Regions from separate parts of the Homo sapiens genome. Here region 1 is linked to region 2. A link is a loop called in an ENCODE intact Hi-C map of the cell type or tissue named here. Cell type or tissue: dorsolateral prefrontal cortex. All regions are shown on one strand. Links, peaks and the distances in the headings refer to the core of each region. The heading gives the core; the rest is flanking DNA. Region 1 has its middle 48 kb from the start of SRRM1. Region 2 overlaps CLIC4 (chloride intracellular channel 4).

The links. Peaks named below come from ENCODE experiments on the same cell type or tissue, not always from the same donor. Only the 100,000 strongest peaks of a DNase experiment are listed, where the experiment ranks them.
Region 1: it touches region 2 in a loop (8-fold over the local background); 107 of 110 quality-filtered maps call a loop at or near these places.

The regions. Positions count from the first base shown.
Region 1 is chr1:24,683,786-24,699,155 of GRCh38, forward strand. No RefSeq gene overlaps it. Among named protein-coding and RNA genes, the nearest start is that of SRRM1, 48 kb to the left of the region's middle. RefSeq lists an enhancer at 1-247 and a silencer at 11,720-11,839. In dorsolateral prefrontal cortex, for the core only: CTCF peaks have their summits at 4,939 (motif pointing right) and 5,139; a DNase peak (open chromatin) is centred at 4,966; H3K27ac peaks cover 479 bases.
Region 2 is chr1:24,824,565-24,839,934 of GRCh38, forward strand. CLIC4 (chloride intracellular channel 4) reads left to right here. Exons shown (of 6, transcript NM_013943.3): 4 at 2,446-2,552; 5 at 15,296-15,370. Among named protein-coding and RNA genes, the nearest start is that of CLIC4, 87 kb to the left of the region's middle. In dorsolateral prefrontal cortex, for the core only: CTCF peaks have their summits at 6,304 (motif pointing left), 6,503 and 7,570; no DNase peak of the experiment used is centred there; H3K4me3 peaks cover 365 bases; H3K27ac peaks cover 2,754 bases.

The sequences.
Region 1 (15,370 bases), core at 4,911-9,910, 140 kb before region 2:
CTAGTCAGGAACAAAATGCCTTTGAACAGTTGCCCCGGAGCATGGGGTTGTGGGGAAGAGGGATGACTAAAGTCCCATGCTCCTATATCTGTGAGCTTGATAAATGTTGCATGACTCACATAGCTCAGACTGCCCCGAGCTTTTTTTTTTTTTTTTCTCTCGGGGTTTCTGCCAAGATGCTGACCCTTATATTTCATGTCTATCAGAGAGGAGGAGCTGATGGGTGCTGAGTCCCAAGAGAAGCACCCTGTTTGCAGAGGGCTATGGATACCTCTCACCAGATGGGGCAGGAGGAACGACGGGAACAACTTAATATCAGTAGAATTGTAAACTCCTTAGCTGGAAGCTACCTTAAGGAAGTGTTTCACAGACTGTAGGTTGAGACCCATGAGTGAATTGTAAAATTTAATGTATCACAACTAGCATTAAAAGAAAAAGAAAACAATAAACTTGAGTCTGAATCGCATATAGCGGGTTAAGTATTGTTTCATGGATCGTGTATATATATTCATGTATGTGTGTGTGTGTGTGTGTATGGGGTTGCAATATTAAATGTATTCTAGACTGGACATGGTTGCTCATGCCTCTAATCCCAGGACTTTGGGAGGCTGAGGCAGGTGGTTCACTTGAGGCCAGGAGTTTGAGACCAGCCTGGCCATCATGGTGAAAACCCATCTCTACCAAAAATATATATATATACAAAAATTAGCCAGGCGCGGTGGTACACACCGTAGTCCCAGCTACTTGGGAGGCTGTGGCATGAGAATTACTTGACACCCAGGAGGCGGAGCTTGCAGTGAGCCGAGATCGCGCCACTGCACTCCAGCCTGGGCAACAGAGCAAGACTCTGTCTCAAAAAAAATAAAAATAAAAATAAAATAAAAAATATTCTAGACCAGGCACAGTGGCTCACGCCTGTAATCCTAGCACTTTGGGAGGCTGAGGTGGGCAGATCATGAGGTCAGGAGTTCAAGACCAGCCTGACCAACATGGTGAAACCCTGTCTCTACTAAAAACACAAAAATTAGCCAGGTGTGGTGGCAAGCGCCTGTAATCTCAGCTACTCAGGAGGCAGAGGCAGGAGAATTGCTTGAACCCGGGAGGTGAAGTTTGCAGTGAGACGAGATTGTACCACTGTATGCCAGCCTGGGTAACACGGTGAGGCTCCGTCTCAAAAAAAAAAAAGTATTCTAATGCGATTTATAATTAACAAAATCAAAACTATCTACTTTATAGATATCTAGGCTGCCAGTTTTTAAACTGGCCTGCAGAGTCCTTAGGAGGAAGTTATAGTTCAAACTTTCTCTGTAAAATAGAGCCACTAGTAGGACCTAGCCAAAAAAAAAAAAAAAAGTGAAAACCACTGATCTGGGCCAGGCGCGGTGGCTCACACCTGTAATCCCAGCACTTTGGGAGGCCGAGGCGGGCGGATCACGAGGTCAGGAGATCGAGACCATCCTGACCAACATAGTGAAACCCCGTCTCTACTAAAAATACAAAAAATTAGCTGGGCGTGGTGGTGGGCGCCTGTAATCCCAGCTACTTGAGAGGCTGAGGCAGGAGAATTGCTTGAACCCAGGAGGTGGAGGTTGCAGTGAACCAAGATCGCACCATTGCACTCCAGCCTGGGTGACAGAGCGAGACTCCATCTCAAAAAAAAAAAAAAATAGTCTAAAGCCCCGAACTAACTAGCCCAAGGTCCCCACACTCCCACACACCATAGCAAACTCATGGCCCCGGCACTTTCCCACTCTATCACACTGCCTCAGCCAGGGTGCTCGTAAAATTGCCCAACTTCTGTTGTAGTGAAGGAAACAAAGACCAGGTGAGGTCAGCCAGGGCGTCTGAAGTAGGAGGAGAAGTGGTTCCAGTGGACCCTGGTAACATGGAGTGAAAAGCCGCACCTGGGAAAAGGGTGTGAAACAACGGTCCTTATGAAGTTCAGCATGTGTTTCTTCACCAAGACCCTCCTCAGTGCACAACCAGGCCCGGGGCTTCTGGCATTTTAAACGTGGGGGCTTGGCTTCTGTAGCCAACCAGAGGGAGGTGCCAAAGCCTAACTGGTCTCAGCCCGGTCGGACCCACCCAGGCAGTAGGGATTTGCCGAGCATCCGCCAGGTGCTCATGGCTGGTTCAAGGCTCATACCCTGGGATTTCCCACTTTCTTTCTTTTGCTTTTCTTGCTTCTTGCTGTTTCTGCCTGGAATGTCCTTTTTCTTTTGGTGGGGGGTGGCCAGGGCGGGGGCCGGTGGGGGCAGAGTCTTGCTCTGTCGCCCAGGCTGGAGTGCAATAGCGTGATCTCAGCTCACTGCACCCTCCGCCTCCTGGGCTCAAGTCATCCTCCCACCTCAGCCTCCTGAGTAGCTGGGACTATAGGCGGATGCCAGCAGGCCCAGCTAATTTTTGTATTTCTGGTAGAAGTGGGGTTTGGCCACGTTGCCCAAGCTGGTCTCAAACTCCTAAGCTCAAGCAGTCCTCCCACCTTGGCCTCCCAAAGTGCTGGGATCACAGGGTGGGCCACTGCACCTAGCCTGGTATGTCCTTTCTTGTCCAAATCTTTGTTGGACTTATAAATGCATTTAATATGATATTTTCTTTTCTTTTTTTTCTTTTTTTCTTTTTTTTTTGAGACAGAGTTTTGCTCTTGTCGCCCAGGCTGGAGTGCAATGGTGTGATCTCAGCTCAACGCAACCTCCGCCTCCCGGGTTCAAGTGATTCTCCTGCCTCAGCCTCCCGAGCAGCTGGGATTACAGCCATGTGCCAACCACGCCCGGCTAATTTTGTATTTTTAGTAAGACAGGGTTTCTCCATGTTGGTCAGGCTGGTCTCGAACTCCCAGCGTCAGGTGATCCACCCGCCTTGACCTCCCAAAGTGCTGGTATTACAGGTGTGAGCCACTGTGCCCGGCTATAGCATACATTTTAAAAGTGTTTTCTATGGCCAGGAAAATTGGAAAATAAATAAAAGTCACCCCTATGCCAACATCAAAACACAGCCACAGTCCTCCCCGTTGTAAATTTCTTACCCAGTCATTTAAAAATAATTTTAGATGCCTTTTTTTTTTCTTTCAGACAAAGTCTCGCTCTGTTGCCCAGGCTGGCGTGTGCAGTGGCATGATCTTGGCTCACTGCAACCTCCACCTCCCAGGTTCAACTGATTCTCCAGCCTCAGCCTCTCCAGTAGCTGGGATTACACGCATGTGCCACCATGCCCGGCTAATTTTTTTTGTATTTTTTTAGTAGAGACGGGGTTTTACCATGTTGACCAGGCTGGTCTCAAACTCCTGACCTCAGGTGATCCACCCGCCTCGGCCTCCCAAGGTGCCAGGATTACAGGCATGAGCCACTGTGCCCAGCCTAATTTTTGTGTTTTTAGTAGAGACAGGGTTTTGCCATGTTGGCCAGGTTGGTCTGGTATTCCTGGCCTCAAGTGATCTGCTCTCCTTGGCCTCCCAAAGTGCTGGAATTACAGGCGTGAGCCACCGCGCCTGGCCTTATAGGATATTTTCTAATTTTAAAAAGACATGCTCATTTTTAGAGAATTTGGAAAACATAAAAATCTAGAGAAAAAATTATTGGCAATCCCACCATCCTAATATAATCAAAGACACCTGTCCTAGGTCAAATGTCCTACCTGGCTACACCGAACCCACCCTGAGCTCCTCTCCTCTAATATATAAAATGAGTCAGGTTTTTTCTCTATAAGTACATTCATAGCTACAAATATCAGGATCATACCAGATACACATAATATTTAATATTCTTTTTTTCACTGGGCATAATATGAACTAGAATTATAGCATACTTTTTTTTTTTTTTTTTGAGACGGAGTCTTGCTCTGTCGCCCAGGCTGGAGTGCAGTGGTGCAATCTCGGCTCACTGCAACCTCCACCTCCCGGGTTCAAGTGATTCTCTAGCCTCAGCCTCCCGAGTAGCTGGGATTACAGGAGCGTGCCATGCCCAACTAATTTTTTTTGTATTTTTTAGTAGAGACAGGGTTTCACCATGTTGACCAGGTTGGTCTCGAACTCCTGACCTCAGGTGATCTACCCGCCTCGGCCTCCCAAAGTGCTAGGATTACAGGCGTGAGCCAGCATGCCCAGCCTAATTTTTGTATTTTTAGTAGAGACAGGGTTTTGCCATGTTGGCCAGGTTGGTCTGGAACTCCTGGCCTCAAGTGATCTGCCCGCCTCGGTCTCCCAAAGTGCTGGAATTACAGGCATGAGCCATCACACCCAGCCAGATGCTTCTATTTATTTAAACTTTAACCTCTGTAGGTCAAATGGTAGTGATGGTACCCACCTTCACAGGGTTTTTGTGAGCATTAAATTAGACAAATGAAACACAGGCCCTGTCCCAGCGGAGATCATGGCATGTGGGCAGGGGTCGAGGGTGGGAGCCAGGGGACACTCAGGCAGTGATAAAACAAGGTGACTGGTGACACAGAGAGGGGAGCTGTGCAGTGTAGCAGTGGTCAGCAGTCCTGCAGCCAGCTTCTCAGCCACAGACATACTTACTGTGAGACCTGGGCACATGACTTCACCTCCCTCAGCCTCCTCTGTTTCCTCTTCTGTTAAATGGGCATGGATTCAATAACATCATACAGGTAGAGGGCTTAGCTCATGCCTGGCATGTCACAAGGGCTCCATCAATGACAGTTTTCAGTGTTCCATCAAATCTTACATACGTGCAATTGTAGGATGCACCACCACCTATTAAACCACCACCGCATTCATTGTAAGACGTATCTGACTTTAGAGAGGTCAAAATACAGGGGAAAAAAGTCTTAAATTTCACTATATCCAGTGTCATTATTCAGAAGGGTCTGGGACACTGAGGTAGGGCTCCTGAGTTAGCTCAGGGACACACTCATCCGTCACTCTCAATTTCTTCGTCTCTGTCCCTCTCTCTGGCCTTCTCTTCGTTTTCTGAGCCTTCCACTAGGTGGCACCCGGGCCTGGGTGCCTGCTGTGGAGCTGATGCCCTGAGGTCAGTCCTGCCCCTCCGGCTTCTCCATGCTTTCTTCCCCTTTCCTTTTTCCTCCTCCCCACCTTTTATCCTGCAAGTGGGAGGCTTTGATTCAGTGCTCAGAGGTTCCCTGTAGGATTGCAGAACTTGAAGAACAGCTACAGGGCTCCTGCCGTCCACTGGCTCCAGCCCATCCCAAGCGGGAATTCCTTCCCAGCAAGTCCCCAGCTCTCACTTGCATACCTTCAGTGGCAGGAAACTCACTACTTCATGAGGATCCCGTTCCATCGTGGTCATGCACTTGGGCTCTGAAGACGCTCCCCCGAGGGTCCTAGGGAACCCACTTTCTAGTCCTTCAACAGCAGGCGACTTGGGCCTTTGTCTACTTTGTGTACTGGGGAGTCCCCAAGGCCTGGCACAGGCGAGGCATTGAGTGAATGAATGACAGTCAATGAACACACTCAGTTGTTCTGTGCATCTGTTTCATTACCTGTGAAACAGGGTTAATAATAGTATTTACCTCATAAGGCTGTGAGGATTAAATGAGACAGGACCTCTAAACAGGTTTAGTGCCATGCCTGGTACATAATAAATCCTCAGCAAATATTGTTTTCCTCTTATTTTTTCTCTTCTTTAATAGCTACAGATAGCTCTACTCTTTTTTTCTTTTTTTTTTTGACGTGGAGTTTCGCTCTTGTTGCCCAAGCTAGAGTGCAGTGGTGTGATATTGGCTCACCGCAACCTCCACCTCCCAGGTTCAAGTTATTCTCCTGCCTTAGCCTCCTGAATAGCTGGGATTACAGGCATGTGCCACCATGCCCAGCTAATTTTTGTATTTTTAGTACAGATGGGGTTTCTCCATGTTGCTCAGGCTGGTCTCCAACTCCCGACCTCAGATGATCCGCTGGCCTTGGCCTCCCAAAGTGCTGGGATTACAGGTGTGAGCCACCACACCTGGCTGCCATAGCTCTGCTCTTATTATCTGAAAGATCTGTTTTAGAGCAAAGTGATTCTGATTTTTTTTTTTTTTTTTTTAGACAGGGTCTCATACTGTTGCCCAGGCTTGGAGTACATGGCATGATCACAACTCACTGCAGCCTCGACCTCCTGGGCTCAGGCAATCCTCCCACCTTAGCCTCCCAAGTAGCTGGGACTACAGACGCATGCCACCATGCCTGGCTAATTAAAAAAATTTTTTTGTAGAGACTGGGTTTTTCATGTGGCCCAGGCTGGTCTTGAACTCCTGGGCTCAAGCGATCCACCTGCCTTGGCCTCCCAAAGTGCTGGGATTACAGGCATGAGCCACGGTGCCCGGCCTGATTCTAATTCTTAAAATTTTCACACAGGCTGGGTGCGGTGGCTCCCACCTGTAATTCCAGCACTGAGCCCTTACTGCATCTCATTAATTCTTCCACCTGTGTTCCTGGGCATTCTTCTCCCATTTTATAGATGAAGGAACCAAGGCACACAAAGGTCACATAGGCTGGGCGCGGTGGCTCACGCCTGTAATCCTAGCACTTTAGAAGGCCAAGGCAGGCATATTGCTTGAGCCCAGGAGTTTGAGGCCAGCCTTGGTAACATGGAGAAACCCCATCTCTACAAAAAAATTAGCCAGGCGTGATGGCACGCACCTGTAGTCCCAGCTACTCTGGGAGCTGAGGCAGGAAGATCTCCTGAGCCTGGGAGGCAGAATCTGTCTCAAAAAAAAAGAAAGTCACATAGCTGGTGAGCAATAGAACCAGGATTTAGATCTTGTCTGTCTGACTCCAGAACCCACCCCTTCACCTCTAAGCCTTATTAGTAGAGACAGGGTTTCACCATGTTGACCAGACTGGTCTCGAACTCCTAACCTCATGATCCACCCGCCTCAGCCTCCCAAAGTGCTGGGATTACAGGTGTGAGCCACCACGTGCCTGGCCTTTTTTTTTTTTTTTTTTTGAGATGAAGTCTCACTCTGTCATCCAGGCTGGAGTGCAGTGACACAATCTTGGCTCACTGTGAGCCGGGTGTGGTGGCACGCACCTGTAGTCTCAGCTACTCAGGAGGCTGAGGCAGAAGAATCGCTTAAGCCCGGGAGGCGGAGGTTGCAGTGGGCCAAGATCGAGCCACTGCACTCCAGCCTGGGTGACAGAGCTAGACTTCCAGTCAAAAAAAAAAAAGATCCTCATAGGAGCACGAACCCTACTGTGAAGTGTGCATTTGAGAGATCTAGGTTTTGTGCTCCTTATGAGAATCTAATGACTGATGATCTGAGGTGGGAAGATTTCATCCTGAAACCATGCTCCTGCTGCCTGTGGAAAAATTGTCTTCCACAAAACTGGTCCCTGGTGTCAAAAAGGTTGGGGACTGCTGCTCTAGAGGATGTTCTGGGGCCTGTGGGGAATTTTCTGTTCTGAGCCTTCCACGTACTACCCCGATGTCATGGCTATTACATGGCTTCCCAGCATATGTTCCCTGTCTCTCCCACCATCAGAGCCATATTGGGCTCTACTGGAATTCTATGCTAGTGGGTGGGGTTGGTAGCACTCTTCCAGGGTGGGCTCTGATGACCCTGGAGGAGAAGCCATATGCATCCAATCTCTCTAGTCACAGAAATGAACACTACCTCAGTCAGAGCCAAGGATTTGCCAAGAGAAGTCAGTGGAGCTTTTTGAGGGAGAGAAGCTGCTTTTCATTTCTACAGGAGTACTGGAAGAGGTACTCTCTTTCCCTGGACAGTGTGTTAAGGGGATGTGAGAGCTAGAGATGCAGTAGCTCTTATTCCCAAAAATTTCTGTTGAGAATGAAGTCAACATACAGAGGAAGGCAGAGCCCAGAGACTTCAAGAAGAAAAAGAACCTAGGCCAGGCACAGTGGTTCACACCTGCAATCCCAGCACTTTGGGAGGACAAGGCGGGAGGATCGTTTCAGCTTGTGTTCAAGACAAGCCTGGGCAACATTGTGAGACCTCTTCTCTACTAAAAAAAAAAAATCTTTTTTTATTAGCCAGTTACTTGGTCCCAGTTACTTGGGAGTCTGAGATGGGTGGATCACTTTAGCCCAGGAGAATCGCTTGAATAGAGGCTGCAATGAGCCGTGATTGCACCACTGCACTCCAGCCTGGGCAACAGAAGGAGACCCTGTCTCCAAAATAAGAAAAAAAGAAAACAATGAAAGAAGAAATAGAACCTAGTCTGTGGTGTTATTAGTTACTTATTGCTGTGTAACAAATCACCCCCAATTTAGCAGTTTAAAACATTTATTGGGCCAGGCGCAGTGGTTCATGCCTGTAATCCCAGCACTTTGGGAGGCCGAGGCAGGTGGATCACGAGGTTAAGAGTTCAAGACCAGCCTGGCCAACATGGTGAAACCCCGTCTCTACTAAGAATACAAAAATTAGCCGAGCGTGGTGGCAGGCGCCTGTAATTCCAGCTACTCGGGAGGCTGAGGCAGGAGAATTGCTAGAACCCGGGAGGCAGAGGTTACAAGGAGCCAAGATCGGGCTACTGCACTCCAGCCTGGGTGACAGAGCAAGACTCTGTCTTGAAAACAAAAAAAAACAACAATAACAAAAAACATTTATTATCTCCCAGAGTCGCCAGAGTTGAGGATTGGAAATTGGAAGAGATCCCAATTAGTGGTTCTGGCTCAGGGTCTCTAATGTGTTTATAGTTAAGATGTTGGCTAGGGGTGCAGTCATCCACTTCCAAGATGGGGCTGGAGGATCCACTTTGAAGATGGTGCACTCATGTGGCAATTGGCAGGAGGTCTCAGTGCCTCACCAAGCGGGCTCTCCATAGCAGCTAGCTTTCCCCAGAGCGATGATGACGATGACGATGACGATGATGATGATGATGATTGTGTGTGTGATAGAGAGAAGGAAGCCACAGTGCCTTCTACAACCTGCACACTATCATCTTTGCTTTTTTTCTATTCATTAGAAGCAAGTCACTATGTCCAGCCCACAGCCAAGGGAAGCATAACTAGGATTCCTTTTAAAGGAAGTGCCAAAGAACGCATGGACTGATTTTAAACCACACCGTAGTGACGCCACTCGAGCTGCTGGAGGAAGCCCTCACCTGAGGACTCACCTCGAATCCAGTTAATTCCCCTTATGGTGAAGCCAGTTTGACCTAGGTTTTCTAAGTCATACCATTCAAAGAATGATTTTTATCTTCCTCATCTTATCCTCCAGATCTGCCTTGTCTGACTATGCTCCTTTTATGGGCAGTGGTGGGAGCTGGGCCCAGACTCTAGGGGAGGAAGGGTGGACCCTTCTCACCTTCTCAGTCTTTGGTCCTATTTTTTTTCTTTTTTTTTGAAAAGGGGTCTCACTTTGTCACCCAGGCTGGAGTGCAGTGGAGCTATCATGGCTCACTTGCAGCCTCAACCTCCCAGGCTCAGATGATTCTCTCACTTCAGCGTCTCAAGTAGTTGGGACTACAGTCTCACACCACCATATCTGGCTAATTTTTTTGTATTTTTAATATAGATGGGTTTTCGCCATGTTGCCCAGGCTGGTCTCGAATTCTTGGGCTCAAGCAATCCTCCTGCCTCAGTCTCCCCAAGTGCTGGCATTATAGGCGTAAGCCACCACATTTGGCCTTGGTCCTTTTTTTTTGTTTTTTTTTTTTGTTTGTTTTTGTTTTTGAGATGGAATCTCACTCTGTTGCCCAGGCTGGAGTGCAGTGGTGCGATCTCGGCTCACTGCAAGCTCCCCCTCCTGGGTTCACGCCATTCTCCTGCCTCAGCCTCCGAGTAGCTGGGACTACAGGTGCCCACCGCCACTCCTGGCTAATTTTTTGTATTTTTAGTAGAGACGGGGTTTAACCGTGTAAGCCAGGATGGTCTCAATCTCCTGACCTCGTGATCTGCCCACTCGGCCTCCCAAAGTGCTGTGATTACAGGTGTGAGCCACCAAGCCCGGCCTAATTTTTGTATTTTTAGTAGAGACGGGGTTCCACCATGTTGGCCAGGCTGGTCTCGAACTCCTGAACTCAGGTGGTCTGCCCACCTTGGCCTTCCAAAGTGCTGGATTACAGGTGTGAGCCACCATGCTCAGCCTTGGTCCTTTATACTACAAGCCTGGGCAACATAGTGGGTACACACTACTGTCCCATGGCCACCAGTGATGCTGGGTACAGGAAAACCACATTGTTCTATGGACTCCTGACCATGGTACTCATCCTTCCACTGGCCACTCCTGCTAAGACATGGCTTTTCCATCCTGTAATTGCCCTTAAACATTGGGCAACAATTTCCAGGTCTCTCTGGGTCAGTCCCTTCGGGGGAAGGAAGACAGAGGAATCATGTGGCCAGGTGGGAAGAGCTCTGGGCCAGCTTCCACTCAGCCTTGCTGTGTGACCTTGAGGAAGTCCCTGCTCCTCTCTGGGCCACAGTTTCCTCCTTTTTGAATGCAGAAGGTTGTATTAACATATCTGAGGATGCTTTGGGGTTTTCTTAGTTCACTTCTGTCCAGAGAAGATGATGAAATTTTAGGAGCAGCCTCACTTCCAACACACCGGGTCTTGCGTGGTCATTCATACCCCGGCAGAGAAAAAGCTGCATACTTCATGCCCTTTGCCCTTCACCATCTCATCTGATCCTCCCAGCAGCCAGCAAGGACACGGGGCAAGGCACTGGAGGCAACAGAGGCTCAGCAGCAAGACAGGGTACGTGCAGAGAGCTGCGGGACAGACGTGGCCTCACCAGCAGGACCCGTGATTAAACAGCAGCTGTGGTTCACTAAGTGCTTTCTGCTTATTATGTGCCAAGTACTTCACATGTGGCTGCTTTGTGTCATTCTCACATCAAACCTGATGGGTGGTTACTATAATTATCTCCTTTTACAGATAAGGAAACTGAAGCCCAGAGGGGTGGAGTAACTAGTCCAGCAAAAGTAAGCCATGTAACTGGGATTCAAATTCAGCTTGAACATCTCAGCACTCATCTGTTTTCGATCACATAACACTCCCTCTAGGCATTCACAGGAGCTCAAGGATAGGAGTAGGGAGGGGAAAGCTAGGAGTCCGAAGACTTGAGGGGCCAGGCATGGTGGCATGCACCTGTAATCCCAGCATTTTAGGAGGCTGAGGTGGGAGGATGGCTTGAGCCCAAGAGATCAAGGTTGCAGTGAGCCGTGATCGTGCCACTGCACTCCAGCCTGGGAAACAGAGAAAGACTATGTCTTGGAAATGGTAGAGGACCTTTAAAAAATAAAGAATAAAAAAGTACAAAACCAAAGACTTGCGCAGATGCGGTGGCTCACGCCTGTAATCCCAGCACATCAAGAGGTCGAGGCGAATGGATCACCTGAGGTCAGGAGTTTGAGACCAGCCTGGCCAACCTTGCGAAACCTCGTCTCTACTAAGAATACCAAAATTTGTCAGTTGCGGTGGCAGGCGCAGTGGCGGGCGCCTGTAATCCCAGCTACTTGGGAGGCTGAGGCAGGAGAATCGCTTGAACTCGGGAGGCAGAGGTTGCAGTGAGCCAAGATCACACCATTGCCATTGAACTCCAGCCTAAGCAACAAGAGCGAGATTCCGTCTCAAAACAAAGCAAAACAAAACAAAAACAAAGACTTAGGTTCACGAACAAACTCTGAACACTTACTAATTCTAAGGCCAGGGTAAATCTTTCATCTTGCTCAGCCTCAGTTTCCTTATCTGTAAAATGGGGATCATAATTTGTCATCCAAATTGTGAGGATTGGGTAAAAACATTTTTAATAAGGGCATGTATGTGAGCATCCCCCATGTATGGCAAAGAAGTTGTCTAAATTTAAGAGGTTGTTGTTTTTCTTAATCTCAGAGCAGGAGCCAGGGCAGGAAGTAGGCAGGCTGATTAGGGCGGCCAAGTGTCCCTGCCCAAGAGTGACTACTTCCGTCCCTGGTGTTCTTCATTAAGTCCCCAGGAAAGGAGGAGGGTGGGCCGGAAGAAAGGGCAAAGCTCTAGGTCCTTATCTAGAACTCTGCCTCCATGCAAGAGCCCTCCAAGGGAAGAGAAGTTCTGGATTATCACCACTGAGCTCCAAGCATGCCAGAGGGCTCAGCAGGGAGAAAGTCTGTCAGCACCTGACCCAGCAACAGCTGGGGAGAGGCCTGGATGGGTAGGTTGCATGCCTCCCCCTCAGCCTGTGTCATGGCCCTGCCCTGGCCTCATGGTCCAGGACTCAGTCCCCATAGCCTGTCCTACCAAGGGGAACACCAGACTCCAGCACTGCGATGCACAAATGCCAAACCCTCCCAAGGGGCAGCTTTGGCAAGTGACTGGAACTGGAGTCAGGAGGCGCCGGCTCTTGTTCTGGTTTTGTCCCTTCTCCTCGCTGGGTATCAGCATCCCTACTGTGGAATAAGGGACATTCCCTCGAGGGCATTTACATAGTGTGGATCTGGCGTACCACTTGCTACCCCTGCCACAAAGTGTTGTTCCTTGTGCCTTCTTCCTGGGCTGCTGGAGAAAAGGCTCATGCCACATGTGCTGCCCTCTCTGGGTGTGGTCAACAGCTCCCCAGCCCAGGACACTCAAGTGTGACACCCAGATGACACTCAAGTCATCTGTGTCATTTTCTGTTTCTGGTGCTTCCTGAATTCCAGTTCTTTCTTGTTCCCAAGTAGATGGAGAGCTCCCTGAGGACAAGCAACTGGGGTCTCCTTACCCCTCCCCAAGAACTAGGGCTTAGCACAGAGTAGACCCTCAGGGCTGGTTAGCAGCTGTGCTGTTGGGCCATCCTTGAGGCCCTTGATGAACATGGCCTCCATCACCAGTGCCTGTTGCAGCGTTCTGGCCACACAGGGAGGAACCCCAGTTTCTGCTCCTGGTTCTGCTCAACTCAGTCTGCAGGACTTTAGGCAAGGCTCTGTCAAAAGCATCTGTGGTTTTTCAAAATGTGCCAGGTGGAGGCCAGGCGTGAAGTGGATAATCCTCAGGGGCAGATGGGGACTGGTACTCCAGCCCTCACCCCACCATCCAGAGCTGCTCCATTCTTAGCTTTTAGCTTTTACACACTGGGATTCCACAATAGTGACTTCGCAGCTTCACAGAGGTAAAATTGACATACAATAAACTGACATATTGACATAAAATAAACTGACACATTGAGCATGTAAAATATACTTTTTTTTTTTTTTTTTAAAGACAGAGTCACACTCTGTTGCCCAGGCTAGAGTTCAGTGGCGCAATCTCTGCTCACTGCAGCCTCTGCCTCCTGGGTTCAAGTGATTCTCCAGCCTCAGCCTCCGGAGCAGCTGGGATTACAGGCATCCGCCACCATACCTGGCTAATTTATTTGTTTTTTTGTTTGTTTTTGTTTTAGAGACGGAGTTTCGCTCTGTCGCCCGGCTGGAGTGCAGTGGCACAATCTCAGCTCACTGCAACCTCCGCCTCCTGGTATCCGGAATTGGTTCTTTCCGGTGGGTTCTTGCTCTGCTGACTTCCAAGAATGAAGCCGCGGACCCTTGCAGTGAGTGTTACAATTCTTAAAGATGGTGTGTCCAGAGTTTGCTCCTTCAGATGTTCAGATGTGTCTGGAGTTTCTTCCTGCCAGTGGGTTCGTGGTCTTGCTGACTTCAGAAGTGAAGCCGCAGACCTTTGCAGTGAGTGTTACAGCTCTTAAAGGTGGTGTTTCCAGAGGCGTTTGTTCCTTCCAGTGGGTTCATGATCCCGCTGACTTCAGGAGCGAAGCTACAGACCCTCACAGTGAGTGTTACAGCTTTTAAAGGTAGACTGGATCCAAAGACTAAGCAGCAGCAAGATTTATTGCAAAGAGCAAAAAAACAAATCTTCTACAGCAAGGAGAGAAACCCAAACAGGTTACCGCTGGGAGCTCAGGTGGCCAGCTTTTATTCCATTACTTGGCCTCGCCCATGTCCTGATGATTGGTCCATTTTACAGAGCACTGATTGGTCCATTTTACAGAGTGCTGATTGGTCCATTTTTACAGAGTGCTGATTGGTGTGTTTTTACAGAGTGCTGATTGGTGCGTTTACAAACCGTTGGCCAGACACAGAGCTCTGATTGGTGTGTTTTTACAGAGTGCTGATTGGTGTGTTTACAAACCTTTAGCTAGACACAGAGCGCTGATTGGTGTGTTTACAATCCTGTAGCTAGACAGAAAAGTTCTCCAAGTCCCCACCTGATCCAGAAACCCAGCTGCCTTCACCTCTCACCGGGTTCAAGTGATTCTCTTGCTTCAGCCTCCTGAGTAGCTGGGACTATAGGCGCCTGCCACCATTCCTGGCTAATTTTTTGTATTTTTAGTGGAGATGGGGTTTCACCATGTTAGCCAGGATGGTCTCAATCTCCTGACCTCCTGATCCGCCCACCTCAGCCTCCCAAAATTTCTTTGTATTTTAGTAGAGACAGGGTTTCACCATGTTGGCCAGGCTGGTCTCAAACTCCTGACCTCAAGTATTCTGCCCTCCTCAGCCTCCCAAAGTGCTGGGATTACAGGCATGAGCCACGGTGCCTGGTTAATTTGATAAGTTTTGACACATAGACACACCAGTGAAACCATCAACACAATGAAGATGGTGAGCACATCCTTCACCCTCAAAAGTTTCTTCATGTCCTGGCACCACAGCTCATGCCTGTAATCCCAGCACTTTGAGAGGCTGAGACAGGAGGATCGTTTGAGAATAGGAGTTTGAGACCAGCCTGGGCAACATGGCAAAACCTCATCTCTACAAAAAAATACAAAAATTAGCTCGGCGTGGTGGTGCGAGTGCACACCTGTAGTTCCAGTTACCTGGGAGACTGAGGTGGGAGGATCACCTGAGCCCAAGAGGTCAAGGCTACAGCGAGCCATAATTGCGCCACTGCACTCCAGCCAGGGTGACAGAGCTGGAAAAAAAAAAAAAAGTTGGCCAGGCGCAGTGGCTCGCACCTGTAATCCCAGCACTTTGGGAGGCCAAGGCAGGTAGATTGCCTAAGGTAAGGAGTTTGAGACCAGCCTGACCAACATGGTGAAACCCTGTCTCTACTAAAAATACAAAAATTAGCTGGGCATGATGGAGGGCACCTGTAATCCCAGCTACTCGGGCGGCTGAGGCAGGAGAATCACTTGAACCTAGGAGGCGGAGGTTGCAGTGAGCTGAGATCGCGCCATTGCACTCCAGCCTGGGCATTAGAGCGAGAGTCCATCTCAAAAAAAAAAAAAAGTCTCCTTGTGCCCCTTTTTAATTCCTTTCTACCTTCCATTGCCCAGGAACCACGATGTGGCTCTGTCACTCTATATCAGTTTATATTTTCTAGAATATTATGGAAATGGAATCACAGCATGCACTCTTTTTTGCCCAGCTTCCTTCACTCAGCATTATTAATTTGAGATTCACCTCCCTTGGCCCATGTATCAATAGTTCATTCCTTTTTAATGCTGAATGGTATTCTGTTGCTAGGATATACCACAGATGGTTTCTCCATTGACCT
Region 2 (15,370 bases), core at 4,188-9,187:
GTCTCGTTTGTCAATACTTTTAATTAGCTGAGTGATTTGGGGGCCAAGTGTGTAAGCTTTCTGGAACATAATTTCCTTTTAGGTAAAATGAGAGATCTGAGGTGAACATTCTCTTATAGCTATACTATTCTGTGCATTAAATTAATAGTACAGGCTGGGTGCAGTGGCTCAGGCCTGTAATCCCAGCACTTTGGGAGGCTGAGGCAGGAGGATCACTTGAGCCCAGGAGTTCAACACTAGCCTGGGCAACATGGGGAAACCTCGTCTCTACAAAAAAATACAAAAAGCTAGCCAAGTGTGGTGGCACATGCCTGTAGTCCCAGCTACTCAGGAGGCTGAGGTGGGAGGATCGCTTGAGCCCAGGAGGTTGAGGCTGCAGTGAGCAAGATCCTGCCACTACACTCCACCCTGGGTGACAGAGGGAGACCCTGTCACACACACACACACACACACACACACACACACACACACACACAAAAGTACAAAATTAGTAATACATCTCAGAGGGACAACAGGGCATATTACAAGAATTACACTGTATGTATGAATGATGAATATATAAATGATCTGTAATTCAAGCCTGCCTTCCCGAAAATTATTTTAAGAACTATGAGGCTTACTTCATTAGTACAATTAGGTACAGCTAAATAGTGGTTGCGGAAAAGGAGAATTTGGGAAACTTGGCTATAGGAAGACATAGATGTATTGAAAAGGCATTATGTTCACTGCGCTATTTTTTGTTTGAAATGAGTCAATGATGGTCCTGTATCACAAGCAGTACAAACATTTAAACTGGAGGCTTGTTTGTATAGTCAAGGAAAATCCAGGGATGGTGGATCTGTGATTAACTGTTTCAGCCCAGGCAGAAACAAAGAAAATGGAGAGGGTAAAGGGCCCTATAGTTGGCGATGTGTGGTTAATGTATGGCTAGATAGATATAGATATCTAAATTCAGGTGAAACTCACTGTAATTTTTACAGAAAAACTCTTTATGTAAATAATTGTGTTTATAAGATAAATCTTTAAGCTTAAAAAATGAGAGCTATCTAGAGACTAGGTACACTTATTAAAAAAGATGTCTTGAGCATATAGGTGTTCCATAGATATTTTATATCTTCCTTACCAATATAGTACTCTGCCCAATATTTAGAAGATATATCTCTTCCTGAATTCAAAATAGTAAACAGAAGATACATGAATATAAAAGCTGAAACACAACTTGCAACTGAACTGAATTTTGAAAACTACTTCCCCTTCGTTTTTAAAGAAAGCTGGCAAGACAATGTCTTCAAATAAATGAGTTGAAATAATTAGTACACTGTAAGGTTTTTTCTAAAGTCTTATTGCTCCCAAGTCCATTTTCTAGTGACGTTTTGCAGGACCTTCAAGCTGATTAATCTTCCCTAAAATGGGGCTAAGAATCTGAATTCTTCTAGCCCTGACTCCTGGGGCTGACATGAGTCCTCCTAAAGGGAAGATGAATAATTGAGCTTTTTCATATATTTTCCAGTTTGAAGAAGAAATATACACAGAGTATGTGTGTTTTAAATCTAAACAGTGAAATATACATTTTTGTGTGTGTTTTAGAAAGCTGGTGTATTACATCTGTTCTAAAAGTAGAAAAATTTGACAACACAATAGAACACTTGTCAGTGTGCTTTCTGACATCTCATTTTGTTGTTGTTCGGTGCTACCCTCATAAATATTCTAGGGAATGTGTAATATAAGGGAGGTTTTGGGAAATCCCAGGTGTAGGTTTCAAGCGATTGATCCGCCTCCTTTTGTTTTTGTCCTTAACCTGCTATGGGTGATCATGATGCTTGACCAGCCTAGGCGCTTTTCCTGCCGTTGGGGTTCTCTGGCTGGTTTAGTGCAGGACATACTAAGGATCTGGTTGGCACTGCTGTTTGAGAAGGCGCGTGAGCTGTGCTGTCTGGTGACTACTGAGCACTTGAAATGTGACTAGTGCAACTGAGGAAGTGAATTTTTAATTTTGTTTGTGATTAATTTAAATTCATATTCAAATAGGTACATGGCACTAGTGGCTACTGTACTGGACAATGAAGATAGAGAACATTTCCATCATCACAGAAAGTTCTCTTGGACAGCACTGCTCTAGCAATCTCATTCCAAGACTCCCATTGGCCTGGCAGAAATCTCTGAACAAGTCAACTGTTTCCCCAGCATTCTAATTTATCAGATGGAGGTGGAGTGCACATGCCCTGTGGTTGCCAAGAATATTAATATGTGAACAAAAACATAGTGCAGAGCTTTGTCTCGTAAGGAAAAAACAGTTTTTAAAAATACCATAGAAAACAAATGATGGTATTTCTTATAGTAATAACTATTAAAAGACGTCTAGTAACTGCTAGCATGGTGGTTTGAGAGAACTTATGCTAATTCATCTTTGAAGGATCTATAATCCATATCACTTTTTCTATTTAGGTACTTAAAGCTTTCACCAAAACACCCAGAATCAAATACTGCTGGAATGGACATCTTTGCCAAATTCTCTGCATATATCAAGAATTCAAGGCCAGAGGCTAATGAAGGTAAAAAACAAAAACTTGAATTAACATTGCAACAAAAAACCCCAAACAACAACAGGCTGTTATTATGACAGTGATTATAAATGAGTACTTTAGAGTCCAGCCATTCCCATAAGTAATAAAAACTGTCTTTCAGAGTTGGTCAGAAATTGGACAATAAACTGGAATAAGTCCCTATGTTGCTATTTTTCCATGTTTCTAGCTAGTAGCACAGTATATAGTAAGTGTGTGATAAAATGCTTCTTGAATGAAGTTTATTTCATCTTATTTTGAGAAGTTACTGTGAAGGGAGCTAGGCAAAGAATTAATGGTGCATCAGAAACAGTGGATTGTGTGGTTGTGGTGGTTTAGCATAGATTGGTTGAGCTTAATTTAAACTGTAACTAAATGTTTATTGTTGAGTGCCTGCAGCCTAGAGTCAGTCTGAGGTTTTTTTTTTTTTTTTTTTGCTTTGTTTTGTTTTTGTTGTTGTTGTTTTTGCTAATTACCCTTGAGCAATGTTTGGAGTTGCTTTAAGAGGGTAATTAGACATACTATCCTTCCAAATTTCTCTGCATCTTCAAGCTGGAATTTCATTTTCAAGTCATGTTTTCGCGGTAAGAGTTGTTTAGGTAGTACAGATGCAATTTTCTTTTATTTATTAAAGGACACTATTTTTATTATTTTATTCACCAAATGAATGTATAGTGTAGGGAGGTCTCTTTGGAAGAGGTTCCATTCAGTGAACCTTGTCTTAACTACAGCATTTAGTAATTTCCTTTTCTCTTCGGGATGTTAAGCAGAGTTCTCTCTGGGGAAAACTGTGTAGCACACATTAGTGTTTATTTGAAAGTAACCCAATAACCAAAAATGCTAGCTTCTAAAAATATTTATCATAGTTCCAGATAGTTTCCTAGCTTGAGTGGGATTCTTTTGAGAAGAAGTTTATGTCAGCAAATGAACAAGAATACCAAAGGGGAAAATATCAGTGCTGGTTAAACAAGAATGAATATCTTTTTAAAAAGTGAAATACTTGCTAATTTCCTTATGTTATTTCAGTACTATTATTATAAAATGCTGCAATTTTAAAATTTAGTATTGGATTCCAATGTCTTTTGCTCTTGATTTTTGGAATAATACTTAACTACATGAAATGTTTTTCTACAGTGAAGGGAAAAAAGGGAAAAATGTTAGTGCTCAGGTCTGGCTTGTATCTGTTAATAATGTATTCCAGTAGCTGCCATGGTTTGGAAGCAATTTTCTTTAGTAATTGGCTTTTTTTTTTCCTGACTAATGTTTCTGTCTAAGCAATTTATACATTAAGCAAGTGGTTATGTTGGAGCCCCTCCTTTCCACAGACAGTGTCTTTTCTGTTCTGCGCTTCATGCGAGCTAACTGTTCTTTTCATAAAACTACCCTTTTATACTTAGATGCCCCTGCTGCATACTTCTTTGAACAATCTTAGTTACAGTTATGTTTTTATTTTTCCATGTGGTTTTTTGGGAGTTGGAGGGTGGTTAAATTTCTTCTGACACTTAGTGGGGAGGAGAAAGGAATAAAATGTGTTTGCTTCCCCTTTGAGGGATGAGGATGGGGCGGGGTGGGGGTGGGGCGGGAATAAAAAGGTTAGAAAGTGACTCATTTAAGTATAACTTTGTATTCTATTTTTTCCCTATCAATTTGTTATTATCTTAAGTAGCCACCTACTCTTCCTGTCCTCAGAATGCTGTAACCAATAAGAACAAACAACATAATATAATACATGGTACATAATCTAGAAGGCTTTATATTAAATTACCTGCTGGTAAATAAAAGTTCCAGTTGCCAAGCAACTTCTCTCCACAGGGACCTGTTGAGGCCATGACACTTTAGAAAACAATATTTCAAATCACTTTGGAGCTTAATGGGCCCTCCTTATGTATGTTTGCCGCAGGCCTCAGATCCATTTAGTGCAATCAAATGCCTTTAGTAGTCCTAGGAAATTAGTGATTCTCCTTTTTATTTCCCCCAACCCCCACCCAGATGCTGACAATTTACACAGAGATGAATTTGTCGTTTTACATGGTAAATCAGAGTAGACAAGTCTGATTAGTTTTACCACCTATTAAATATTTTCAAAATCCAATATGTTTGGACAATTTTAAGACCTTTTAGGACTTAATTCTAAGTAAGGGATTCAATGCCTGAATGCTACAGTTTTGGGCTAATGAAACTGAAATAGAAGGGCTAGTGGTTAGGTTGGGGTACAAAGTAAACAAGTAAAATGTGAAGAATAAAGGGAGAGACACTGATGATAGATAGATAACACATATATAATTCTTTTGATAACACGTTCAAGTTGATTGGGAGTAAAAGTTTATGTAACCATTTAGGCAGTCAAAGAGAAGCTCATGGGTAATTTCTTTTGTGGGGATGTATTAAGTATGACCTGTCCCCAGATCTCCTACTTTTTTTAAGTTCTGTGATGGCATTAATTTATGTAATTTGCTAAGGTCCCAACTGTGACTAGTCATTGATATTTATAATACTCAGTCATTGATATTTATAATACTCATAAAAGAGATGTGAACTTAGCATTGTTGAATGTACTCTGAGGCATATTTCATGATGTCCAAATTCCTATATTTAGATGGAGGCAAGGAATCTAGAGGTTCTGATTAGTTCCTTTTTATTCAGGATCCTCTCCTTTCTCCTCTCCCCACTACTCCTGCCTTTCTCTCTGGAAAAGTGTTGGAAGTCAGAGGATGGTTGTGCATTATTGTAGCAGTAAGCCTGCATTGTATATTGAATTATCTTTAAATACCCATTACCTCTTTCTATTTTCCACTGATGTGTAACTTAGCCTTAAAACTTGTTTGTATAAGGTTACCCTTTATTAAGACTGCGGTAGGTAGCTTGAAAATATGGTTTTATCCATGTCAGTGCTTACAATTTTTAGTCTTTGTTTTAGTCATTGTAAATTATCTTGTTTTTCAATAACCGAAGTGCTCTTATTACATTTAATGTTTTCTGCCTTGAATTTTACTCATTCAAATCATACAAATAACAGAGAATACATGATTGTTGAAAAAGTTAAAATAGTATAGAAATAAATTTAATAAAACTTAATTGCCCCTCTTTAATCACATTACATGACCTCTTCAACAATTTAGTGTTCTTTTTTCTATGTAATTTTGCAAACATTTCTGTAAGTACGTATTATGTGCATACATTATGCAGTTATACTTTTCACTTATATGGTAGAAATGCTTCTATATCAAAATATAGATCTACCTCAATTTTTAGAAATTCTGCTTTGTATTTTATAATATGGATTTTCATTTAACCATTTCCATGTTGATAGACATCTAGATTGTCTCAAGTTTTTTTTTTTTCTTCACTATAATAAACAATGCTGCTGGTGAATGTCCTTGAGCTAGATTCCAAATAGTTCAAAAAGTTTGTGCATTTTAAATTTTGCTCTATTTTGCTAAATTGTTCTCCAAAAGTCTATACCAGTTTATATTCCCACAAACATGAAAGTATTCATTACCCTACACTTAGGACCCTGGTGTGTGTTAATCTTTGTAATTTTGCTGTGTTCTCTTAGACAAGAAAGGGTGTTTTGACTTTCATAATTACTTTTAAACTGATTTTGTTGCTCTGTTGCACTTAAAAATTTTTTGAGAGCTTTATGAAATAGCTTCTTAGGGATACCAGCATTACTACATCGGGGTATTGGAGAATAATAGTGCTACTTATTAGCTATAAGACAGGGAGCTACTTTGTGATGGCTTGCTACTGCCTTCTAGTGGTTAATTTTGACATTTTCTTTATATTTACATACTCCTTTGTGATGATTGGTCTTGAAAACTGTATTGTGTTTATTGAATGATGCTGTTTAGTACTTTTTGATATTTCTGTTTGTGTTTGTTTTATTGGCCATACCTTATGTTGATACATATAATTGTATCAAACTAATTCATCATTCTTTGTTTTCATTAATATACCCTTGTTATGACATTCTTAACTATGAAAAATTACTAACACCGTAGTCAGGTATAGCAATTCGACTTCATCAGAAGTGCTTTGCTAAGTACAAAATTATAGAGAAAACAGTCATTGTAATGTTATGCTAGACTCTTAATTTTCTTTTGAAAAAAATTTATTTAAATGAGACAAGGTCTCACCACATTGCCCAGGCTGGTCTTGACCTCCTGGACTCAAGCAATCCACCCAGCTTGGCCTCCCAAAGTGCTGAGATTACAGGCGTGAACCACTGTGTCTTGCACTGACGAATACTATGTTATAAACCTTGTAAATTTAGGATATTTGATTTTTATATATATAATTCAGGAAAAACATTAATTTAGAGCAGGTCTAAGGTTAAACATTTGCTCAAAAACTTGTCAAAACACTCAAATAGCATTTGAGACAATAATTCAATGTTTGAATTCAGGCAACATTATCTTCCCCACAGACTGATTCCATTCATTGTAATCTGATCAAAGAACAAGTCCTTGTACTCTAATATGTTCTTGTTCTGCATTCACTACTTTTATTTTTTTGGTTTTTTGTTTGTTTTGTTTAAGAGTCTTGCTCTGTCACCCAGGCTGGAGTGCAGTGGCACGATCTCGGCTCACTGCAACCTCCACCTCCCGGGTTCAAGTGATTCTCCTACCTCAGCCTCCTGCGTAGCTGGGACTACAGGCGTGCACCACCATGCCTGGCTAAGTTTTGTATTTTTAGTAGATACGAGGTCTCATCATGTTGGCCAGGCTGGTCTTGAACTGCTGACCTCAGGTGATCTACCTGCCTTGGCTTGCCAAAGTACTGAGATGACAGGTGTGAAGCACCATGCCCGGCCATGCATTCACTGCCTTTAATAAGAAGCATATTAACTCTTGTTTTACAACCTTGAGATTCTGCTCTCTCCTTTTCTCTTTTTTCCTCTTAAATATACCCATAGAAAGTGTTTCATCGTTTCCTGGAATTCTTACTGACCTAGCTGTTTCTCACATTGTATTCTCCTGTTAATTTATAAACTTTACATTTCAGCTAACTATATGCATTATTGCTGGCCTGAATATAATTAATAAAAATTTATGTTTATTATTTTATGTTTTTGATTTTTTATTTTTTTTATTTTTTATTTTTTTTTTCTTTTGAGCAGTAACGTTTTATTTTTTATTTTTTTATTTTTTATTTTTTTTATTTTTTATTTTTATTGATCATTCTTGGGTGTTTCTCGCAGAGGGGGATTTGGCAGGGTCATAGGACAATAGTGGAGGGAAGGTCAGCAGATAAACAAGTGAACAAAGGTCTCTGGTTTTCCTAGGCAGAGGACCCTGCTGCCTTCCGCAGTGTTTGTGTCCCTGGGTACTTAAGATTAGGGAGTGGTGATGACTCTTAACGAGCATGCTGCCTTCAAGCATCTGTTTAACAAAGCACATCTTGCACCGCCCTTAATCCATTTAACCCTGAGTGGACACAGCACATGTCTCAGAGAGCACAGGGTTGGGGATAAGGTCACAGATCAACAGGATCCCAAGGCAGAAGAATTTTTCTTAGTACAGAACAAAATGAAAAGTCTCCCATGTCTACTTCTATCCACACAGACCCAGCAACCATCCGATTTCTCAATTTTTTCCCCACCCTTCCCGCCTTTCTATTCCACAAAACCGCCATTGTCATCATGGCCCATCCCCAATGAGCCGCTGGGCACACCTCCCAGACGGGGTCGTGGCCGGGCAGAGGGGCTCCTCACTTCCCAGTAGGGGCGGCCCGGCAGAAGTGCCCCTCACCTCCCAGATGGGGCGGCTGGCCGGGCGGGGGGCTGACCCCCCCACCGCCCTCCCGGACGGGGCGGCTGGCCAGGCAGAGGGGCTCCTCACTTCCCAGTAGGGGCGGCCGGGCAGAGGCGCCCCTCACCTCCTGGATAGGGCGGCTGGCCGGGCGGGGGGCTGTTCCCCCCACCTCCCTCCCGGACGGGGCGGCTGGCCGGGCAGAGGGGTCCTCACTTCCCAGTAGGGGCGGCCGGGCAGAGGCGCCCCTCACCTCCCGGACGGGGCGGCTGGCCAGGCAGGGGGCTGATCCCCCCACCTCCCTCCCGGACGGGGCGGCTGGCCGGGCGGGGGGCTGACCCCCCCCACCTCCCTCCCGGACGGGGCGGCTGGCTGGGCAGAGGGGTCCTCACTTCCCAGTAGGGGCGGCCGGGCAGAGGCGCCCCTCACCTCCCGGACGGGGCGGCTGGCCAGGCAGGGGGCTGATCCCCCCACCTCCCTCCCGGACGGGGCGGCTGGCCGGGCAGGGGGCTGACCCCCCCACCTCCCTCCCGGACGGGGCGGCTGGCCGGGCAGGGGGCTGACCCCCCCTCCCCCCTCCCGGACGGGGCGGCTGGCCGGGCGGGGGGCTGACCCCCCCACCTCCCTCCCGGATGGGGCGGCTGGCCAGGCGGGGGGCTGACCCCCCCACCTCCCTCCTGGGCGGGGCGGCTGGCCGGGCAGAGGGGCTCCTCACTTCCCAGTAGGGGCGGCCGGGCAGAGGCGCCCCTCACCTCCCGGACGGGGCGGCTGGCCAGGCGGGGGGCTGACCCCCCACCTCCCTCCCGGACTGGGCGGCTGGCCGGGCGGGGGGTTGACCCCCCCACCTCCCTCCTGGACGGGGCGACTGGCCGGGCAGAGGGGCTCCTCACTTCCCAGTAGGGGCGGCCGGGCAGAGGAGCCCCTCACCTCCCGGCCGGGGCGGCTGGCCGACCCCCCCCCCCCCCCCCCGCCTCCCTCCCGGACGGGGCGGCTGGCCGGGCAGAGGGGCTCCTCACTTCCCAGTAGGGGCGGCCGGGCAGAGGAGCCCCTCACCTCCCGGACGGGGCGGCTGGCCGGGCAGGGGGCTGACCCCCCCCACCTCCCTCCCGGACGGGGTGGCTGCCGGGCGGAGACGCTCCTCACTTCCCAGACGGGGTGGTTGCCAGACGGAGGGGCTCCTCACTTCTCAGACGGGGCGGTTGCCAGGCAGAGGGTTTCCTCACTTCTCAGACGGAGCGGCCGGGCAGAGACACTCCTCACCTCCCAGACAGGGTTGCGGCCCAGCAGAGGCGCTCCTCACATCCCAGACAGGGCGGTGGGGCAGAGGTGCTCCCCACATCTCAGACGATGGGCGGCCGGGCAGAGACGCTCCTCACTTCCTAGATGGGATGGCGGCGGGGAAGAGGCGCTTCTCGCTTCCTAGATGGGATGGCGGCCGGGCAGAGACGCTCCTCACTTTCCACACTGGGCAGCCAGGCAGAGGGGCTCCTCACATCCCAGACGATGGGTGGCCAAGCAGAGACGCTCCTCACTTCCCAGACGGGGTGGCGGCCGGGCAGAGGCTGCAATCTCGGCTCTTTGGGAGGCCAAGGCAGGCGGCTGGGAGGTGGTTGTAGCGAGCCGAGATCACGCCACTGCACTCCAGCCTGGGCACCATTGAGCACTGAGTGAACGAGACTCCATCTGCAATCCCGGCACCTCGGGAGGCCGAGGCTGGCGGATCACTCGCGGTTAGGAGCTGGAGACCAGCCCGGCCAACACAGCGAAACCCCATCTCCACCAAAAAAAAACGAAAACCAGTCAGGCGTGGCGGCGCGCGCCTGCAATCGCAGGCACTCGGCAGGCTGAGGCAGGAGAATCAGGCAGGGAGGTTGCAGTGAGCCGAGATGGCAGCAGTACCGTCCAGCTTTGGCTCGGCATGAGAGGGAGAGGGAGACGGGAGAGGGAGAGGGAGACGGGAGAGGGAGAGGGAGACGGGAGAGGGAGAGGGAGACGGGAGAGGGAGACGGGAGAGGGAGAGGGAGACGGGAGAGGGAGACGGGAGAGGGAGAGGGAGAGGGAGACGGGAGAGGGAGAGGGAGACGGGAGAGGGAGACGGGAGAGGGAGAGGGAGACGGGAGAGGGCGAGCAGTAACGTTTTATATTGATTTTTTATTTTTAAGTGGCTTGTTTCTCTTGTCACTTCTGTAGTTGAGCTCTGCTAATGTCTCAACTTTATTTTACTGGGTTCCAGTGCCCTCTGCTGGTTATGTTTCATCTAAGAAATAAGCTAACTTGATCATTGGCTATGGCTAGCATGATCCTTTAATAATAAAATGGGTAGATCTTTGACCTTGCCACTTATCACTTAGGTAGGTAACACATTCTAATTTGTTTGATATTTTCCTAAGTAAAAAATATTACCGGGTCAGGTGCGGTGGCTCACGCCTGTAATCCCAGCACTTGGGGAGGCCAAGGCAGGTGGATCGCTTGAAGCCAGGAGTTCGAGACCAGCCTGACCAACATGGCATAACCCCATCTCTACTAAAAATACAAAAATCAGCCAGGCGTGGTTGCTCACGCCTATAATCCCAGCTACTCGGGAGGCTGAGGCAGGAGAGTCACTTGAAACTGGGAGGCGGAGGTTGCAGCGAGCTGAGATTGCACCACTGCACTCCAGCCTGGGCGACAGAGTGTGAGAATCTGTCTATAAATAAATAAATAAATAAATTTTAAAAATGTAGAATTAAATACATAACAATAATAGCATATAGGACAGAAAGGAGGTTAATGGGGTTCTAAGGTCTTTGCATTATCCTGGAAGTGGCAACAGTTATAATTAAACTTTAATGAGTCAAGGAAACAAAGACTAGAAAAGGATGTATATTAAGCTAATAGAGGTGGAAATAGAGGAATAATTTTTAAAAATGTAATCCATAGGAAGGTAGGAGAGAAGAAAAGAACACAGAACAGGTGGACAAATAAGAAGTATATAGCAGATTTGAACCAGAGTTTTTAGTAATGACATTGAATATACATTATTTAAATATTCCAAATGAAAAAACAAAGTTTACCAACTGGATTAAAAACAATGTTGCTTATGTACAAGACTGTATCTATCTGTCTATCTATGAAACACACAAATACATACATGAAATGTGGATCCAGGAGAGCTAAAAATGAAATAGTATAAATACTAACCTAAAGAAAGTTGACAAAGCCACACTGACATTGGATGAAGTAGACTTTAAGGAAAGAAGCATTATGAGATAATGAAGCGTGTTCCAGACTGATTTAAAAAGGTTAATCAGGAAGATAAAATAATTCTAAACTTATCTTACCAAATAACTAACCTGAAAATATAAGCCAAACTGACAGAACTAAAAGAGACAGATCAATCCACAGTCATAGTGGGGGATCTTAACTTACCCCCTTAGTAACTGTTAGAATCAACCGCAAAAGGAAAAAAATGAGAAGATAAAATTGAACAATACAGTGAACAAATTTAATCTCATATATGTATATACATATCTCACTGTACTTCAGAATATACTTTTGTTTTTCAAATGCACATGGAACAAAATTGATGGTAAAGCTGGGCCATAAAACAAAGCTAAAAATTTTTCCAAAAAAATTGAAAACGAGGAATGTTTCTCAATCAAAGAAAATATGATAGATATCAATAACAAAAGTACAGCTAGAACGGGGCACAGTGGCTCATGCCTGTAATCCCAGCACTTAGGGAGGCTGAGGTGGGCAGATCACTTGAGCTCAGTAGTTCAAGACCAACTTTGGCAACATAGCTAAACCCTCTGTCTACAAAAAATACAAAAATTTGACAGGTGCAGTGGCATGTGCCTATAGTCCCAGCTACTCAGGAGGCTGAGGTGGGAGGATCGCATGAGCCCAGGAGTTCGAGGTTGCAGTGAGCCGAGATCGTGCCATTGCACCCCAGCCTGGGTGATAGGAGTGAAACCTTGTCTCAAAAATGAAAAAAACAAAAGCTACAGCTAGAAAGTTTCTACATGTTTGAAAATTAATTAGTATATTTCTAAATAATCCACAGATTGAAAAAGAATAAAGTGATGAAAATACAGAATGTCTACATTTGTGAGATATGGCTAAAACTGTGCTTAGAGGGAATTTTTTAGTTCCAAAAGCCTATATTAGAAAAGAAGAGAGCTAAATATTGGTGAAGTAAAAGTTTAGAAATACTAAAGAGCAGAATATAAGGAAGTAGAAAACAAACATGACATTGAACAAGGAAGCTAAAAGCTGGTTCTTTGCAAAGTCTAACAAATAAAAAAAATGGATAAATCCTTGAAAAGAAAAATCAAGAAAAGTGAGAGAAGACAGCAAAAACCAATATTGGAAATAAAAAGGAGGATTGCTACAGATCTTACATTAAAATGATTTTTGGAGGATATTATGAAAAAATTTATGCTTATAATTTTGAAACTATTGGAGAAATTTACAGAAAGTACAGTGTAACAAAATTGACACAAGGAGGAATTAAAAATGTGAATATTCTTATATCATTTAAATTTCTTATAATTAAAAAGAAAACTCCAGATCCAGATGGCTTCACTGTTGAACTCTTCCAAGCATTTGAGGAAGAAGTAAGGTTATACTTTCATATACCTTTCCAGGGAACAGAAAAGAGGGAATGCTTTCTACCTTGCTTTTTGAGGGCAGGGAGCCTTGATACCAGAACCATACAAGAACATCAAAAGAAAGGACAATTTCAAGCCAATCTTTCTTTAATATAGATGCAAAAGTCTGAAATAAAATATACCAAATCCAGCAACATAACAAAAGGTAGTACAACCAAGTTGGGTTTCTCAGGAATGGAAGATTGTTTAAAAATTCAGAAATCTGGCCGGTTGCAGTGACTCACACCTGCAATCCCAGCACTTTGGGAGGACCAGGCAGGCGGATCACTTGAGGTCAGGAGTTCGAGATTAGCCTGGCTAACATGGTGAAACCCGGTCTTCTCCGCAGACTATTCCTCCTACCTATCCTTTAAATGATGTTCCTTAGGGCTTTCTCTAGGCCCTCTGCTTCTCCTTTACTCCATGGTTTCGGTGTTCATTTATGTTCTCATAACTTCTAAACACGTTGCTCCAGCTCAGTGCGTGACACTTGAAACCATATTTGTCTGTCTATTGGACATCTCTACTCACATGTCTTACAGGCACCTCAAACTCAGCATGAACTCATCTCCGTAGCCCCTAAATCGGTTTCTCCTTGGGAAGGTAAATGGCTCAGTAAATGACACCAGCATTCACCCTGGGAGTCTTTAGTTTGTTGACCAGCTTCTCTATACTACCCTCTGTCCCCAAGATCTAAACTCTCTGAGGATAGGAATGTATTAGGTTTTATTCAACAGTGAATTTAACAATCCTTAGAATAAGACTTGGCATGTAGGAGGGGCTCAATTATATTTTGTTGAATACATCTTCCCCCCTTTCTCCATATTCACTTTGGTTTCTGAACTCTGTTAGTTTTTATTTCCTAAAATCCGTTCATTCCTTTTTATGCCTATAGCCCCTTACCTAACTAAGACTACCATCTATTACCTGGACTACCATGAAGGGACCAAGGGCTGAGTGGGTGGCTGCAATTTGGAAGAAGAGGTTTGGGGTTAGGACATATGTACATTGCTGGTAAAATATCTAAGATGCAGGCCTTTACCTTTTTCCTTAAAGGACACAACTGAATTCAGACTTAAAACTACATGGTTTGCCACCTCATGATATTTAACTTTCTTTTATGGCCAGTTACCACAATCATCTGTGTAAGTTCATCTATTCTGAGAGTGAGGGGGAAGGTGGCTTTGGAAGGAAAGGATAAGAAAGGATAATAGAAGATCTGTCTGTTGTTATTCCATATTTTTAATGACATTCCTACCCCCTTTCTGCTGAGGGCCACTAACCTTGACTTTCCAGATATACAGTGGTGCTCTGTCCCACTTTAATGAATGCCATCAAAATATGGAATAACAACAGACAGATCTTCTATTATCCTTTCTTCTGAATCATGACAATCAGAATCATGACAATCTGAATCATGACAATCAGAGCATCTTAATCTATTTGGTTAAAGAGGCTCCCAGTTCAGTATTGTAAATTGAACTCCTTAATCTGACCTTTGTGTTTTTTGTATAAGATAGTGCTATTCTTGGCTTCCTGTGAATTATAAGACAGTTTTGAAAATCTCAGGTTTTCTGTTTGGATTGTTTGAATTGGTATTTCTTAACACATTTCTTACTGATAAATCAAAATATTCCTGGGGGAGCAGGAATTAAAAATGAGGGCAAAAATCTGCCTCTAAGATTTTTTTAATCCCTAGATTTGAATTAATATGCTTGCCTTTTCTCATCCATTTTTCCAGTTTAAATGTCAAATGTGTTGGACCATTTGTGTTCATGTGTGGGACATTTAGTTGTTAGCAAGTTTTTTTTGAGACAGAGTCTCGCTCTTTCGCCCAGGCTGGAGTGCAGTGGTGCTATCTCGGCTCACTGCAAGCTCGGCCTCCCGGGTTCACGCCATTCTCCTGCCTCAGCCTCCCGAGTAGCTGGGACTACAGGCGCCCGCCACCACGCCCGGCTAATTTTTTGTATTTTTAGTAGAGACGAGGTTTCACCGTGTTAGCCAGGATGGTCTCGATCTCCTGACCTCGTGATCTGCCTGCCTCGGCCTCCCAAAGTGCTGGGATTACAGGCGTGAGCCACCGCGCCCGGCCATTTGTTAGCAAGTTTTTACAAATACCACTGCCTGACATTATTATGCTTATTTATACTTTTACCTGAACAAACTTGTTTCATCCCCTGCCCCACCTAATTGAGCTCTAGGAGAGCAGGAGCCTTGTCTGTTTTGTTCTACAGTACCTTGTTTCAGAGTAAACATTTTTAAACAGTTATTGACTCAAAGAGTCTGCTTCTCCTTGGGGACTTGAGTGGTTTTCCTTCTTACAGTATTCTCATCTCTTTTTTTCCCCCCCAAGCACTGGAGAGGGGTCTCCTGAAAACCCTGCAGAAACTGGATGAATATCTGAATTCTCCTCTCCCTGATGAAATTG